Linked DNA regions of Mus musculus: region 2 is linked to region 1. The links are chromatin loops, found by intact Hi-C in ENCODE. Cell type or tissue: heart. All regions are shown on one strand.

Region 1 (8,000 bases):
AAAATATTTCTCGTTTCAAAAGAAAGTTTTGGTCTATAATCCTATGTGTTATTATCTGCTATTCGGAGATCATAGTGGCTGCCAGACTACAATAACTGTTATCCCAACTGCCAGTAGAATGATTTTTTTTTAAAGTTATACCTTCACTATATCTTTAATTTATCACTCTAAAACTTACACTATTGACGAAGATATTTGGAGGGCTGGGGCTAAAGTTATGAATCTGCTCTGAGGACAACTTTTTAAAACATTAACATTGTATTTATTAGTGTGACCAGGTAAAATATGTGTATTCATATCCTATAAAATGAGTATATATGGAGAGAGATTGTTTAGATAAGTAAAATAATAATAAAGAGTCAAGCATTGAAAAATACCAAGATCCAGTCCCCCCCCCCGCCCCCACCACCACAGAAGCTTTTTGTCTGCAGGAAAATGCACATAATTTAAAGAAAGAAGATCTGAGTTTGCCATAATTCCATGCTTTCCTTCCCTTTGCCAGTTTTGAACCGAAGGGGAAAAGTAAAGCCAGAGCTAAAAAGGGCTTGGAACCAGCCTTCCCCATTTTATATAATCATGCTTATTGACTGGAGGTTATATGCTATGCTCCTCTTTAAATAGAATTCTTGCAGAAGTTGATGAAAATCTTTGGTGAAAAACTGATTGAGAACAAGTTTTCTCTACCTCCATGCTTGTGTGTCTGTAGATTTCCGCACAGGAATCCCATGTCCCTGTTTGTGTACATATACGGTAGCACTGGCCACTTTTACAGAGATGTATTGGCTTTTGTAGACTTTCAAAGCAAGTAAAAGAATTTTTAAAAAACGCACACTTGTGTGCCCTCTGGGTGATGGTCTATGTAACTGGCAGAACAGGCATATCCTAATCACTAGTTGGAATGTGGAAAATGTGTAAATTCAATTTATTTCTGTAATAACTACACATATTCCTTTAAAAATGGGTGTTATAGATCCAATTATAAAATACAGATACCGACTCTCTTATTGATATTCACTTGTAGTGATATATTGTCTTAAGCAAGATATTTATTTAATAATTCAGAGAAGATAGTATTGGGTTATACTTTATGCTAATTGATTAGATTTGCAAAATGGAGACAATTTTCATCCACAGAATTTTATTTAAAAAGATGAAGAGGGAAATACAGAATAAAACTATGTACATGCTCAAGCAGTGAGATTAGAGAAATTGCTTAAGGGAATAAACTCATTTATGTGCTTAGTGGCTGGTTACACAATCCTGTATATATTCTGAAATCTGCATAATAAAACGTGACGTGGGACTGGCTGAGACAACACTTATTTGCTTTCAGAATCACAAATGGACACACACACCTTTGTAATACAAATGTATACACACACACTTACACACATACACACTTACACACATACACACACACATGCACCTTATTAGGAGATCTAGGTGTTTCTCAAAATGACTGCTAACACATCTGCACATTTGGAGAATTTGCTACAGTCGCATTATTTAAAACGTGTTTTGAAGTAGGAAGAACAACACACAGCTTGCTCATTCCGAAATGGAACAACTTTAAATCCCTGTTTTAGAATATCACAGAGCCTTTTAAAAACCATTTCTGGATTGTTTTGTTTGGTTGTTCTTGTTGTTGTTTTTTTCCCCCTAGAGTGTAAAAGGAAGGATGCTGAAACAGACTACAGGAAGTCCCAGCACAGAAAGAGTCACATGAGAAGGAGACAAAAGATCAGGGTGATTGGTATTAAAGGTAGGGATGTGATAGTCTGTAAGCAAGATCAGAGGTTGAAAATGAATGTTTCCCCTCATCGGGCTGTCTGAGGAGAGAAGAGGCAGCAGACTTATTATTTCTAAGTGTTCTGAGAAACTTCTCTTGTGAAAGAGGGTAAAGAAGAGAGTAGATAGAGCTTCACTTCAGTCTGAGGGCAGGGTCGCGGAGTGACAGCTTAGTGGTTGGAGCTCTCACTGAGGATTTAGAACAAACACTAAAAGCTCTGCAGAAACAGTAGGATTGGCTTAAATACTATGCTAACATTCATTAGGGTTGTTTTTGTTTAATTAGGGATGTTAACTATACTTTCTTTAGTTCTTGCTCTAGAGTTTGTTTCCTCTATTACTTTTGCTGGATACAAGTTCCAATTTCACATCTTAACATAGTTAAATTTGATTTTCCTAAATTGAGAGTTGCCGAGTCTACAAACGGTGGGGGCTTGATTCACTTTTTATTTATTTAATTTATCTCATTCACTCATTTTGGCTGGACACTTGACATAATAGAACTCTACAACGCTAATTCCAATAAGCCAAATAGAAAGATTTGCCCACATTTAAAGGTAGGTATTGCTCCTGTAGTCATATCTTGGAGATCATACTTGTAAATAATTGTGTGACATGGAAAATTGTTTAAAAGCGTCTTTCAACTTAGCAGACTGGATCAAGAAACTCTGCCTCACTGGTGAGCTGATAAATAAGAATGGGCCTTATTTTCCTGAAAGATTGAAGTAATTAAGGCAAAAATAAATTACCTGGATCAGCGCTTCTCAATCTTCTATCCTCATTAGAATTCTCCAGAGAGCTTTTTAAAAATTACAGATCCAGGTCTAGCCTAAACAACGGGGGCTCAGGCACTCTCCTTCTAGAGAGCTCCCCTCAGTGATTCTAACTCATAGTTTAGATTAGAACACAGATTTGGTCAGTTAAAAGCAAACAAGACAAAACAAAACAAAACAAAAATAAAAAAAAAAAAAAAGAAAAACCCAAAGCAAAACAAAACTAAATCAATCAACCAACCAACCAATCAATCAATCAATCAATCAATTAGAGCCAATTCATGTTTTGAGGCAAATAATGGTTTTGCCTCAGTATTACTGGTTTTAAAGTTACCAGAGTACTTGTCTGCTGATACCCATTTACAGGACTGGGAGGGCCCTGCATAGACCATTACCAACCTGCTTTTAAGGTTCTACCCTGTTTTCATCTTGTGGAACTTAACACCTTCATCAATTCCATGAATTTTTATTCCTTCACTTTTAATGGCTCTTGTTTTCTTTTGGTTGGACAAGAGGCTCCTGCCTTAGCTGAAGAAAAGCTACTCATTGTATAAAGAGCAGATTGGTAACATGGGGTTAAAACCACTATTTTATATGGAACTATTTTCTATGGATTTACTGTGTGTGTCTTCCGACAGAGCTAGTCACATTACCTCGTAAGGCGTGTATAGTTAATATATACTTCTCTTCCAATTGTATCCACTCACGTATTCAAGGGTCACATTGCTTAGTAAGTCCAATGTCAATACTTGGCTCCAGAGGAGACATTTAATTTAGAATTATTTCTAATAGACATCTGAGTTCTGTTTTGAACTATTTCAAATCTAGTATCTTATTCCAACCCCATGAATCATTTTAAGGAAGACCATAGCATACTTTTGTCTCATTAAAATAGGGCCATTCCTATTTAAAATAAAGTGGAGATGTTTAAGATATTAAAATGGACTTGTTCTTTTGGTTTGATGACTTTTTACATCTATATGCATTTCCAAGGGGGAAATAAGCATGTATTATTTCTTTTTTTTTGTCTGCCCCTTTTCAACTGTGGTGTCTTAGGAAGCCAGCTGGCTCCGTCCCTGATACCTGATAGCTCTTTGAGACTCTTTCTGAGTTTCAGCATTTTCCTCAAGACAGAAGTCTTGAATTCCCTCCTTCCTAAAGATACACATAACCTTTTAAAGGGTTCAGAATATTTCCTGCAGAAATATTCTCATGTGCCTTTGTCACATGAGTGCCTATTACAGTTACCATCAAAAAGGCTGGGAAAGAAATCTATCCTTCCACAGCAGAGAGAAAAAAAAAAAAAAAAAAAAAAAAAAAGCATACCCTGAACTTGTTCACCAGCCAGAGGGACAGCAGCATTTTAAATGAAAACCCAAATTGATTTTAATAGTAAAAATCTTATCGTCTTGTTTCTTTAAGGTGTATCCCTCCTTTCTTGACGTTGGAAATTTGGTGAAAGAAGCAGAGGAGAGCTTAAGCGAATAGAATAGTCTCAATTTAAACTCTTATAAATTAGTCTATCAGTTGGTCAGTCATGCAGTCTAACGATAACGGTTGTAATTTACGTCTGGTCACTCAACATGGACGTTCCTTCAGGATAATTAGGGAAAATCTCCATCACGTCCAGTAACGCCCAGCCTGTGGGAACTGCTTCTTTCCTCTCATGTCTTCACTCATCCTGACCTTAGATTTTCCATCAGGCTCAGCGTGGGCTGAGGCTGCCGTCAATGCCCCTGCTGGGTGCGGACTGCAGGCCGACCACTGGAGGGCGTCTGGACGCTTCCAAATTTCTCCGAAGCGCCTGGAAACCCCAGGCCGAGCTTTGGAAAACGCAGGATGGAGAATTTGATATTTAATTTTATTCGTCTAATATGTAAAAGGGAAAAGACGCAGTGTTGAGAGGATGGAAAGAAAGGTAAACGGCTTTCTTTTTTGGGTTCGGCCTTCTTACCAGGCTGTATACACTAGAGAACAAAATAAAAAGTCTGGGATGCAGGTCTCAGCAGCATCGGGTATGGGGCTCGATGCCAGGGCGCAGGACCACAGGGGACCCGTCCCGAGGCGCCAGGACTCCTCGCTCCCAGGAGATCCGGCTTAGCTGGCCTCAAAGGATCTGGGCCCTGCAACCTCCTGACCAGCCCAGGAATGCACGGCCTTTTTTCAGCAATAAAGGCGTTTTCCCTCCCTCTCACTATTTCCCTCCCTTTTCTTCTCAAACCGAGTTTAGTTCAAGATATTTATGTGGGGTGTGCGTGTGCGTAGCGAACCAGCCCCAGGATCCGCGTGGAAAAGGTGTAAAGTACTGACGGGCTCGCGCGCTGCGTTTTTCTCCTTCCAGCTGAAGGTTCACCCTGAATTGTAATCACTTTAAACTGAGATTTTTTTTTTCTCCGACTTTTCAAAACCTGCTTTCAGAGAATCACTTTAAAGAAAAGTCCCATTTCCTGCCCCCAAGCCTTTAAATCTCGGGTAGAAAGAGAGGGTTGAAAGGCACAAGAGAGATGCTCAGATTTCCAGATGACCCTGCGCGGCGTGTGCGGCGTGAAGAACCGAGCGGAGGTTTACACGAACTCCGATTTACTTAGGGCTGCCCTAGCCAGTCAGCGCAGACTTCACGTCACCTGAGCGGTCCCCGAAGCAATTTTCGGCTCCCCTTTTGGAGTGGGAGCCAGTTTCTTTTCAATCGAAAGACCCTACTCCCAAGTAAAAAAAAAAAAAAAAAAAAAAAAAAAGATGCCAAATCACTCTGAGTCCAGACGCACTTCAGCAACCAAAGGGTTACTCGTGCTGCCGGGCTGGGCCGCGGAGAGGGTGCCTCGGCACTCTCAGTAATTCAATTAGTCAGGTTTCAGGAAGGTGGGGCGGGGGTGGGGGTGGAGGCGTGGGGAGGGAGGAGATGAGGAAAACGCCTCTTTCTCCCGGAGCAAACCAATCCGGTTAGAGAAAAGAGAGGGGAAAAAAAAAAAAACCGATCTGTAAGCAAACAGCAGGCCTCTCCCTGACTGGTTACTCCAATCACCCCCCACCCTCCAAGTAAACTGCATGGAGGGAGGGGGAGTGGGGAGGGGAGCAGCCCACATGACCTGGGCCGCGGAGGCAGCAGCGCCGGCGGCGCCTCCCCCTGCTCGGTCCGGAGCTCACCCCCCACGCTCGCGCCGCCTGCCAACCCAGCGCCCCGCGCAACACGCCCGGGCGGAGCCCCCCTCCCGCTGGCCCACGTCCACGTCCACGCGCGCGGGCTCGCGTGGTGCCGAGGCTGCTGCCGCCTGGGCCGCCGCGGCAGTCGGCTTTACACGCAGGTCATTAACGAGGGGGCGTGCCCGAGGAGATTTTTTTTCCCATAAAGCATTTTTTCTCTCCTTTTCTTTTTTTTTTTTTTTCCCTCCTCTTTTGCAAAACTGACTTTTCCCCTCCTTTCTACTTCTCGCCAGTCTTCCCAACCTCTCCAGGCTGCTCGCGCCGCTGCACTCAAGTTTATTTTCCCGCCTGGGCAGAGGTTTTAGGATTCGGTCGGTGGCTTTCACCTCTCGTTACTGCTGTGCCTAAGGAGGGAAGGAGGAGGCAGCTCCGGATCGGGAAGGTTTTCTGATGTAGTCATCGGGGAGGTGCCAGCAGCTCGCGTGTGCTCCCTCTCCCTTTTTCCCTCCCGGTTTCAAACTGATTGATGAATCTCTACAAGTTGCTGGGGTTGGGGCCGGAGAGGTCCGAGTCCCAGGGACACTTCTGAGAGCTCCCCCCCGGGGCTCTGGGCACGCCGTGCGGGGGTTCAGCCTCTCTCCCGGAAGGCGAACGGAGACTGTCATCAGCCCATCCCGGACTTGGAGGGCTCCATCCGAAAGTGATTGTTTCCCCTCTCGCTTCTCAGCCCGGCAGTTGGCTTGGCGTCGCCCTGCAGGTTTGGGCATCCCGGCCCCGCCTGGCTGGCTGGTTCACAACCTCTGCTCTTCATTCACTCCGCGGCACCCACACCCGGCCAAGACAAGCTAGCAGGAGAAATCCCCGACTCAGCCAGCGCCCGGGGGTGCCATCTCGCTCTGCCTCTGCGGTCGGACTCCTTTGGGGACCTGCTGGAAGACGTGAAGAGCCAAACTTTTCTTGGAGCCTTTTCCGAAGCAAGACCCGCTCCTCCTCTCCTCGCCTGAGCGCTCGGCTGCGGCTTTGGGCAGTTCCAGGACTCCGGCAGAGCCGGGCTTGCGGATCCAGATCGCCACTCTTCTCTGCGCACCTCCGGGTACCGCAGTCCACAGGACTCCTGCGAGCCTTGCGGGGGGTCGCCTGGCCAAGGCACAGAAGGGAGGCTCCGGACTGCTTCCAGCCTCCTGGGGACACCAGTGTGAGGACGCCCCCCCCCCCGCCCCCCTCCACACAGCGCCCTCCTCCTGCAGTTTCTCTCCGGCCGCCAAAGTAACTTGGAACAAAGCGGGGCGCACGGTGAGGGCCCAGCGCGGCGGAGGAAGCCCGTGCAGACCGCGGCGCCGACACTGAGCCGGGCCCGGCGGGCCGGTGTATGTCTCCCCGCAGCCGCGGCGCTCAACTCCCCGTGACTGTGCAGCGCGCGCCGCCGCCTGCCCCGACCCGCGCTGCCGCCGCCCGGCCCCGCACGCACCTCCCTCTCCCGGGGTGACCGGCTTGCAGCCGCCGCCCGAGACACAGCTCCGCACCCCTACCCCCGCCCTCGCCGCCGCCACCGCACACACGCACGCGTCTCTCCGTCTTGTGATTCTTCTCCCCTCCCGAGCCCTTCAGTGGGGGTGCGAGTTTGTCCCCCCGCCCCAGCCACTGCCTCCTTCTTCTCTCTCTCCTCTTCCTCTTCCTCCCGCGCTCGCCGCGCGCCTCTCGCCCCTTCATCGTATTTATTCCTATTTATTTGGCGTCCGCTCTCTTCGTCTGCCCCTCTCCCTCCCTCCCCCTGGATCCCCGATCTCTCCCCGGAGTGGCGCGTCGGGGGCTCCGCCGCTGGCTAGGCGTGATGTTGCACGTGGAGATGTTGACGCTGCTCTTTCTGGTGCTCTGGATGTGTGTGTTCAGCCAGGACCCGGGCTCCAAAGTCGTCGCCGACCGCTACGCCGTCTACTGGAACAGCAGCAACCCCAGGTAAGGTGGCCGGGGCGGGGGCGCCAAAAGCTCGGGCTCCGCGGGCCTGGGCCGGGAGCAGGGGACACGGCGGCCGGGAGCGGCGCGCACCAGCCGCAGGCAGCGCGCGCCCTCGGAGCCTGCGTCGCCAGACGCCGCTGGCCGCCCGGCGCCGGCGGGAAGCGCTCGCTCCGCGCCGCTCTTTGTTAAGCCAGGGCGGCAGGGCCGGCGGCTGCTAGCAATCCCCAGGGCTGCGCGGAGCCGCTGCCTCCGACCGGGTGCGGGGAAGACACGGGAATGGGCGGGAGCCCCGGACCCGGGCCATCGCTTCCCAGTCGGGGAGATTGGCCCGCACCTCCGGAT
Region 2 (8,000 bases), 580 kb after region 1:
TTGCGACAACTCTACCTTGCCCTTTATTTTGGTCATCAGTTTGGCAAACAAAACAAAAACAACAAAAACAAGTGACAAAACCTTTAAGATAGCACAATTACTTGCATAGAAATGTAAATGGATTTAAGCAATTAGTGAAGCCCTATTCATTAGTGCTCCATCTTGGGAACTCTTCCTGTAGTGTCGTCCTCAAGAGAACAGAAGTGCAGTGAAGAGAGATGGAAGTTAAAGCTTTGGTGGAGTTCTTTCTCTCAGGATAATTTCAGGATTAGTCCATTATTATTACTAGTTCATTATATTAGTCAGTAAGGAAGCACACAGGCTGAGGCTCTGTAAGTGTTGAACTGGGAAGTTTCAAAGGGGAAAGGAATGAAGCAGGATTTTCAGAAGACCACGATGCAAGATCCTCATATGGGATCTAGTGTTGTTAAATGCTATGGAACTGTTAAGGCCGGGGCCTAGCAAACACAGAAGTGGATGCTCACAGTCAGCTATTGGATGGAGCACAGGGCCCCCAATGGAGGAGCTAGAGAAAGTAACCAAGGAGCTAAAGGGATCTGCAACCCTGTAGGTGCAACAACATTATGAACTAACCAGTACCCCGGAGCTCTTGACTCTAGCTGCATATGTATCAAAAGATGGCCTAGTCGGCCATCAATGGAAAGAGAGGCCCATTGGACTTGCAAACTTTATATGCCCCAGTACAGGGGAACGCCAGGGCCAAAAAGTGGGAGTGGGTGGGTAGGGGAGTGGGGGGTAGGGTATGAGGGACTTTTGGGATAGCATTGAAAATGTAATTGAAGAAAATACGTAATAAAAAAGTATTTAAAAAAAGATGTAAAGTGAATAAATAAATAAATAAATGACTGAAAACGAAAAAAAAAAAAAAAAGAAATATGCAGAGTGGTCAGCTTCAGTTATTTACATTCAAGTCCAGTACCATTTCTTTTCCTATTTGAATGGGACCGACATTCCCTTATCTGTACATCTTAGTCTTATATATCATCACTGCATATATGAGAACACTGCCTACATTCATGTGTTCATACATTGCCTAGTGAGAGCTTACCACAGGCTAGCTATTTGCTAAGTGATGTATAAATTTGCATTGGGACAAGTAGCTTTTGTTGTTTTGTTTTGAATAAAAATATATCCACATTTTGGAAAAGCTTCAAGACATTCTTGTCCACCTTTATAATAGTAATCATTTTCTACAGAGTTCTACAATAAATATGTTAGAGAAAGTGCTACTTCAGGGTGGTGGAGTGTTTTGTGCCATATTCTATACAATGGTAAGTACTATAGAAAGGTTAGTACATTTGGTGATATCTTTGCAGCTTGTCCATAATAACTCTGACTTCAATGTAGAAGAAGGGCTTCTATACAAGGCATAAAATCCCATTGATTTTTATGAAATAAGATGCTACGAAGAAGAAATGCATTAAGTGTACCGTATCACAATAATTCCACTTTGTAAGCTAAATGGCTTTTGGAACATTGTTGAAAATGCTGTCACTATTCTGAGCATACATAAAAGAGCAAGATAAGGCCAATAATTTAAAAGTCAATGCTATTCCTAGTCAAAGACTTTTTCCTCAATTATTATAGCATTTTCCTCTGTGTCAATTAAAAAAAAAAAGAACCTTATATGATATCATCAGACACAGAACTATGTATGTTATGTTGAGTCTACAATTTTTTCTTATTGAAATTTATTGAATTTGAGGAGCATTACTGTCCTTAACTTCTAGTCAAAGTACCTTGTAAATTATATTACACACTTTAATGATTCATTATTGTTTAGGCTTTATTTCTCAATAGTTTTTAGTCTTTTATACTTAATAGTTTTAATCTAATACAATTCCATGAGTGCTAATAGACACAGAATTAGGGGAGTACGGTAAGTGTAAAACAAGCTAGTCATCTCCTTTATCCTCCTCCTCCTGCTCCTCCTGCTCTTCCTTCTCCTCCTCCTCTTCATCCTCCTCTTGCTCCTCCTCTTCCTCCTCCTGCTCCTCCTCCTCCTCCTCTTCATCCTCCTCTTGCTCCTCCTCTTCCTCTTCCTGCTCCTCCTCCTCCTTCTCTTCCACTAACTCACCCACTTAGCTGTCTTGCTAGCCATGCTAAACCATCAGTTTTCCCACAGTAAGCAATGATCCTCAAATGCTCCCCCAGGAAATATTTCAGGGCTATCAAAAAGTAGTTAAAACTACGTAAAAAATTCTTATATCTAGATATTAAAATTTTTTTCTGGCTACTAGTGAAGTGCCAGACTTTTTTTGATTTTGCACTAACCGTGTAGATAATAAATAGGTGGATAATTGGGTGAAAGAAGAAATGGGAAATTGTATGTATGTATGTATGTATGTATGTATGTATGTATGTATATATATTTATGTCATACATATATACATATATACATACGTAATATTTGGAGATTACATTAAACTACAAAATTTCTCCCTTTCCTTTCCCCCATCCAAGTGCTTCAGCATATTCTTCTTGCTGTCTTTCTAATTCATCGCCTCTCATTTTATTAATTACTGTTACATAGATATATGCATATGTATAAATACAACTTGTTCAGTCTTTCAGCATTGCCTGTGTTTATGTTTCCATAGTGTCTCAGCAGCATGACTGTCTAAGCTTGAGCTGAATAGGGTCGACAACAAGACATTAATAACGTGGATAGAGGAAAGCTGGGGATGGGGTAGGACCCAACACAAAGAACTACAGGCAACTAAGGAATGCTGAAAGTGGGGAGAGATAGTCTTCCCTAGGGAAAAGCACCCCAACTGGTTATTCAGTACCAAATGGTCAATCCTATACACACATATACACATATATACAAGTAACATTATACAGACTGAACAGGGAAATGCTTTTGAAAAATATTTTACCGTCTTCAAATGAAGGTAGATACATTTTCTTGTCATTTACATATCCACGTAAAACATAGCTTCTGGACACAGAAGAGCTTTCTGATAATATCTTAACACACATGCCCATGCACATTTATATGCAACACACATTTATACACACAAACATTCATATATACATACAAGTGCATAAATAGGAATCTATACATGTACATTCATATATACATTTTAAAACTTCTGAAAATGTATTTATTAAAATAAGAATTTACATGTCTAACACATGCACTCTAAAGGTTCCTTTTCATAGAAAATATAGACTGGTGGGGTAGCTCAGTGATTAAGAGCACTTGCTGCTCTTACAGAGGTCCTGGGTTCGATTCCATCTGTAACTCCAGATCCAGTGAATTAGGCGCCCCCTTCTGGCCTTTGTGGACACTGCATGAACATGATGCACATATACAAGCAGACAAATCAAGGAACAGACAAGACCAGATATCTACCCTAAGAAACACTTTAAAGATAATAACTATAGAATATGCTACCCAAACATCAAAGTATACCCCTTCTTCTTAGCAACTCATGAAGATTTCTCCGAAGGTTATGTCTTAATAGGTCACAACACTAGCCAAGATATACAAAAGAATATGGCATAACATTTGAGCACCACGTTCAAGCTGAAACTGAACAACAATAAAAATGGAACAAAATATGCAAATTAATGGAAGCTGAATTAAAAGTAACCCAAGGCAGTAATCAAGAAAAAATTTTTAAACTTTTTTTTAAAGTTGAAGAATACTAAAAACACTGCATACTCAAGCCTATAGAGGGATATAATGAAGGCAGTTGTATAAAACAAAAGTGCCTATACCAAAAAAAAGTGGAAAAACTACTCCTACAATTCTGCTAAAGGAACATAGCAATAAAATGGCTCCAAATGACACAGTGCTATATCCATAGAGGACAGTATCACTCAAGACTCACTAGAGGAACTCTTCTTGCAATAGATAATTAATTAATACACATTGTATTTATGGCCAATGTGAAGAGAGTGAGAGACTTTGTAGCACTCAGCACTAAGTGGTATATCTTTACTAAACTGCTTCCTATGAGACTTAGGGATCTATGTGGCAGATGAGGTAAAAGATTCTAAGAGCCATAGGTGGACCCAAAATCTTCCAGTCATAGCAAGACTGATATATGTATGAACTCACAGATTCCGTGGCAACAAGCAGAAAACCTGCAGAAATTCAAACCAGACAAAATTCTAGGATGGATATTGAGAAAGAGACACAAAGTCCCGCCTCTACCTAAGAAGCTGTTTGCAATTGATACCTGCTGAGAAAGGGAGATCATTTTCCCTGATGGAGCGTCATTGGGTTTATCAACCACACTCCAGGGAAAACCCTGTTCTCAGGAGTAGTTGCCCAATAAAGAACAGATGTGTTACTTGTTTGGGTGTATTTTTAAAATTGTTTTGGTATGTTTGGGCTTATCTTTTTTTTAAGTTGGTTTTCTTTTTGATTTAGAGAGAGAGAAAGACAGAGAGAGAGAGAGAGAGAGAGAGAGAGAGAAATATGAAGTTGGTCATTAGGAAGAGAGAAAAGATATGAAAGGAGCTGACCTGTCAGAGGAAAAAGAATATTAACAAAACATATTATAGAAATTAAAAAGCTAGAAATTTATTGTTATAAATTAGAATTGTGTCATTGTTACCACATATGGAAAAAGTATCTGACATCTATACTATGGCCTATGGCACACTATTCAAATACTTAAACACACACACACACATACACACACACACACACACACACACACACACACACACACACACACACACACACGAGCTTTTATGCTAACCTACTCAGAGAGATACCAGAAACATGGCTTTGAAAGAGACAGCATACCAAAATGTAATGATTAATTTTTTTTTAATAAAGCAAACAGTTGAAAGATCTTTACTTATTTTTGTAAATGGTTATACATGAAAGCATAGGAAGACATGGGAAACAGATGAGTTCCTGTTATCAACTGGCCAAGGGAGATTGTGGGAAACAAGTATGCAGTTATACATGAGATGTTATCAGCATAATTACTGATCAGAGAATCCAAAACATACTCTACAAATTCATTTCTAAATCCTATTGTCAATGGTTACCTGTAAATTATGCAAGTTAGGGTGCTTCCTAGAATGTAAATAGTTATTAGACATTGGTCAAATCTAGTACATATTTGGCTATTTTCAAGTTTGTATATTGTTTGTGTTTTTACCGGGTTTACCCCCTTTGAAAATGTAAGCTATCAAGGAAAATGGGCCAAACTGCATTAACTGTAAAACCTCGGTATGTTTGTTGAATCCCCCTGGCTTTTACAAATAATAAAAATTTCCAGTCTACCGGAAAAAAGAGTAATCATAGAACTCGGTCATACTTTGTGTTAACTCACCAATTAGAAATGCATGTATGTATTGTGAGACAGTTGTTTTTGGAAAAGTGGATACCCTACTTCAAATGGTCTATTGTCTCTTTGAAGGTAATTTTAAAAATTGCACAGAAAGATACATAAGTGAAAGTGGTTTCTGCTTCTGCTCGAGATTGATGTCAGCACACTAGGAAGGCCTGGGTTGGTTTTGGTGATATTCTAGGCTTCCCTGGGCTGAAGTGACTTCTTGGTGACCAAGCCTAAGGCAATATGAAGCCAAAGAACAAATGTTGTTCTTTTCCCTTAAATATTCTATTGAAAAATTCTCAATAGCAAAATGCTGCAGCTCATCCCACATCTCCACAACGACAAGATCTAAGGTTTCCTTAAGCTAGGAAGACGTTTTCTCTGTGCTGCTGGAGGACAAAGGAGTGCATCAGTAATGATGAGAAGGCTTGCAGGCTCCAACACAGGCATGTCCCTCCAACACAGGCATGTTCCTCCAACACAGGCATGTCCCTCCAACACAGGCATGTCCCTCCACACAGGCATGTCCCTCCAACACAGGCATGTCCCTCTAACACAGGCATGTTCCTCCACACAAGCATGTCGCTCCAACACAGGCATGTTCCTCCACACAGGCATGTCCCTCCAACACAGGCATGTCCCTCCAACACAGGCATGTACCTCCAACACAGGCATGTTCCTCCACACAGGCATGTTCCTCCACACAGGCATGTCCCTCCAACACAGGCATGTCCCTCCAACACAGGCATGTCCCTCCAACACAGGCATGTCCCTCCAACACAGGCATGTTCCTCCACACAGGCATGTCCCTCCAACACAGGCATGTCCCTCCAACACAGGCATGTTCCTCCACAGAGGCACGTTCCTCCACACAGGCATGTTCCTCCACACGAAGGGTGAGTGCTTCCACATGTGGCAATATGAGAGTGGTATCATAGCAAATGAGAAGACTGTGGTTATGAAATCAGGACTGTGGCCACTGTCTTGAGCTGAGATACCTCAGTTTCAGAGTCTCTGTTCACTTGCAGATAGACTCAAGTAAGTCCTCATGTAGATGTAGAACAGCCATAGGACACATTTGTCATGTTCCAGCTCTTTCCCAGTGGTTCACACCTTCTTGATCAATGATGGTGATTATTGCTGTCCTTTTTTATATTTATATGCTCTCACATATGTTCAAATTCTCAGAAAACTACTCATAGAAAAGCCGTTGCTTCCTCGAGAGGATATGTTTATGAGCAGTGGTTATATCAGAGAAAGGGTTCTTATAATTCATAACTAAAGTGGTTCTATGTATGAGAATATACCAATCTATTATTCTATTTTCCATGAATTGGGAAGAGTAGGGAAGCAGATAGGTCAAGATGACCAGATGCTACCACTGAGTTATCTTTACCTTGTGATGGTAGCTGGATCTCACATTTTCAGGAGAAAGTGTTAGATACATTGAAACCAGAGACCCAGTTGATAATAACCATGATGCTGTTGAAGACGGAACCATTAGTCATCATCACCTACAAAGCTGAGAAAATGTTCCTGTTTTTGCCAAATGCACTCTTTATTGAAAACAGGCCAAAATTTACCAGTGAACAAAGCATACTTGGAAAACTGAAAAGAGACAAAGTTAATCTTTTGCATGTAAATGTGTTTCTGGGAAGCATTTGATTTGTGATTTGAACCTCAGATGTCCTAAATAAGAAACTGTGCATAGAAATTCTTTTTATGACTAAGCAATTTGAAGGAAATATTTGCATTTTTTCCCTGCAGAAACAACCACCCAAACATCAGCTATGTGTCCAGTGTCCTCAAAGCATCAATAAAATCTGAAAGTATTCAATTGGTAAAAATAAATCTCTTAAACATTCTCTTGGGCTGGGAGTTGAATGCTGATGGGTCACAGTGCCTTTTCCCCCTAATATTCACAAGATGAAACAGTCCCAAAGCTATGGGACCAATATGGGGCCTAATAGAATATTTGAGAATAAGCAGGTAACAGAGACTTCAGTGTACTGGTCTTCTGTGAGACATTTGTCTGTCTTTATTCAGATATTGAGTCAGCTCTGAGAGTCAAGGGGCTGTGAGCATCATTAGGCTACAGATGTTAGAAGGACACTGAATAATGTGGGGAGGACATTCACTTGGAAAACAGAGCCGACAGTGTGAGTCTCACTTGTCTGGGTTGGACATTTATTAGGGTAAAGTACTTGTTCTTTAAAACAGTTCCTTTTGTTTGAGTCACTGAGAATTTGTACCAAGAATAGTCTTGCCACACCAAACCACCTTAATAATTTGAATCCCTTTCTTATTTAGACTGAGGTTGATTTTTTTTCTTCCTAGTTGTCAATGCCTTGCCTTTGTGCATGGTAAAGATATGATTTTATTTTTGAGTAGGTAGTTAACATTAATACAGGCTTACCATGATGATTGTCTTGTATCTCCTCTCCACAGACGTAATAGTTTGAGGCAATGTTCCACTTTCTCTTAGGTTCCAAAATCAGTATCCTTGTCTAAACATTCACAGAGTCAGATGGGAAAATAATTTACATTCACTATGTAAACTAACTTGATCCTTTCTCTGTAAATTTGACAACTTTTCATACAGTCCTAAATTGGATATTGAATGTGACTAATAACTATGTTCAAAATCTAATATTTTATGTTAAGAAATTGCCA

Evidence for each region. Hi-C counts contacts between places; a loop is a spot of excess contacts. Peaks named below come from ENCODE experiments on the same cell type or tissue, not always from the same donor. Only the 100,000 strongest peaks of a DNase experiment are listed, where the experiment ranks them.
Region 2: a loop joins it to region 1, with 2.3 times the contacts of the local background. A loop is called at or near these places in 3 of 42 quality-filtered maps.

What each region holds. Positions count from the first base shown.
Region 1 is chr17:62,880,664-62,888,663 of GRCm38, reverse strand. Efna5 (ephrin A5) reads left to right here and starts at 7,347. Exons shown (of 5, transcript NM_207654.2): 1 at 7,347-7,658. The coding sequence starts at 7,534. In heart, a CTCF peak has its summit at 4,321 (motif pointing right); DNase peaks (open chromatin) are centred at 4,313, 5,613, 6,463, 7,443 and 4 weaker places; H3K4me3 peaks cover 3,885 bases; H3K27ac peaks cover 3,561 bases.
Region 2 is chr17:62,305,564-62,313,563 of GRCm38, reverse strand. No RefSeq gene overlaps it. Among named protein-coding and RNA genes, the nearest start is that of Gm25800, 150 kb to the left of the region's middle. In heart, a CTCF peak has its summit at 3,300 (motif pointing left); no DNase peak of the experiment used is centred here.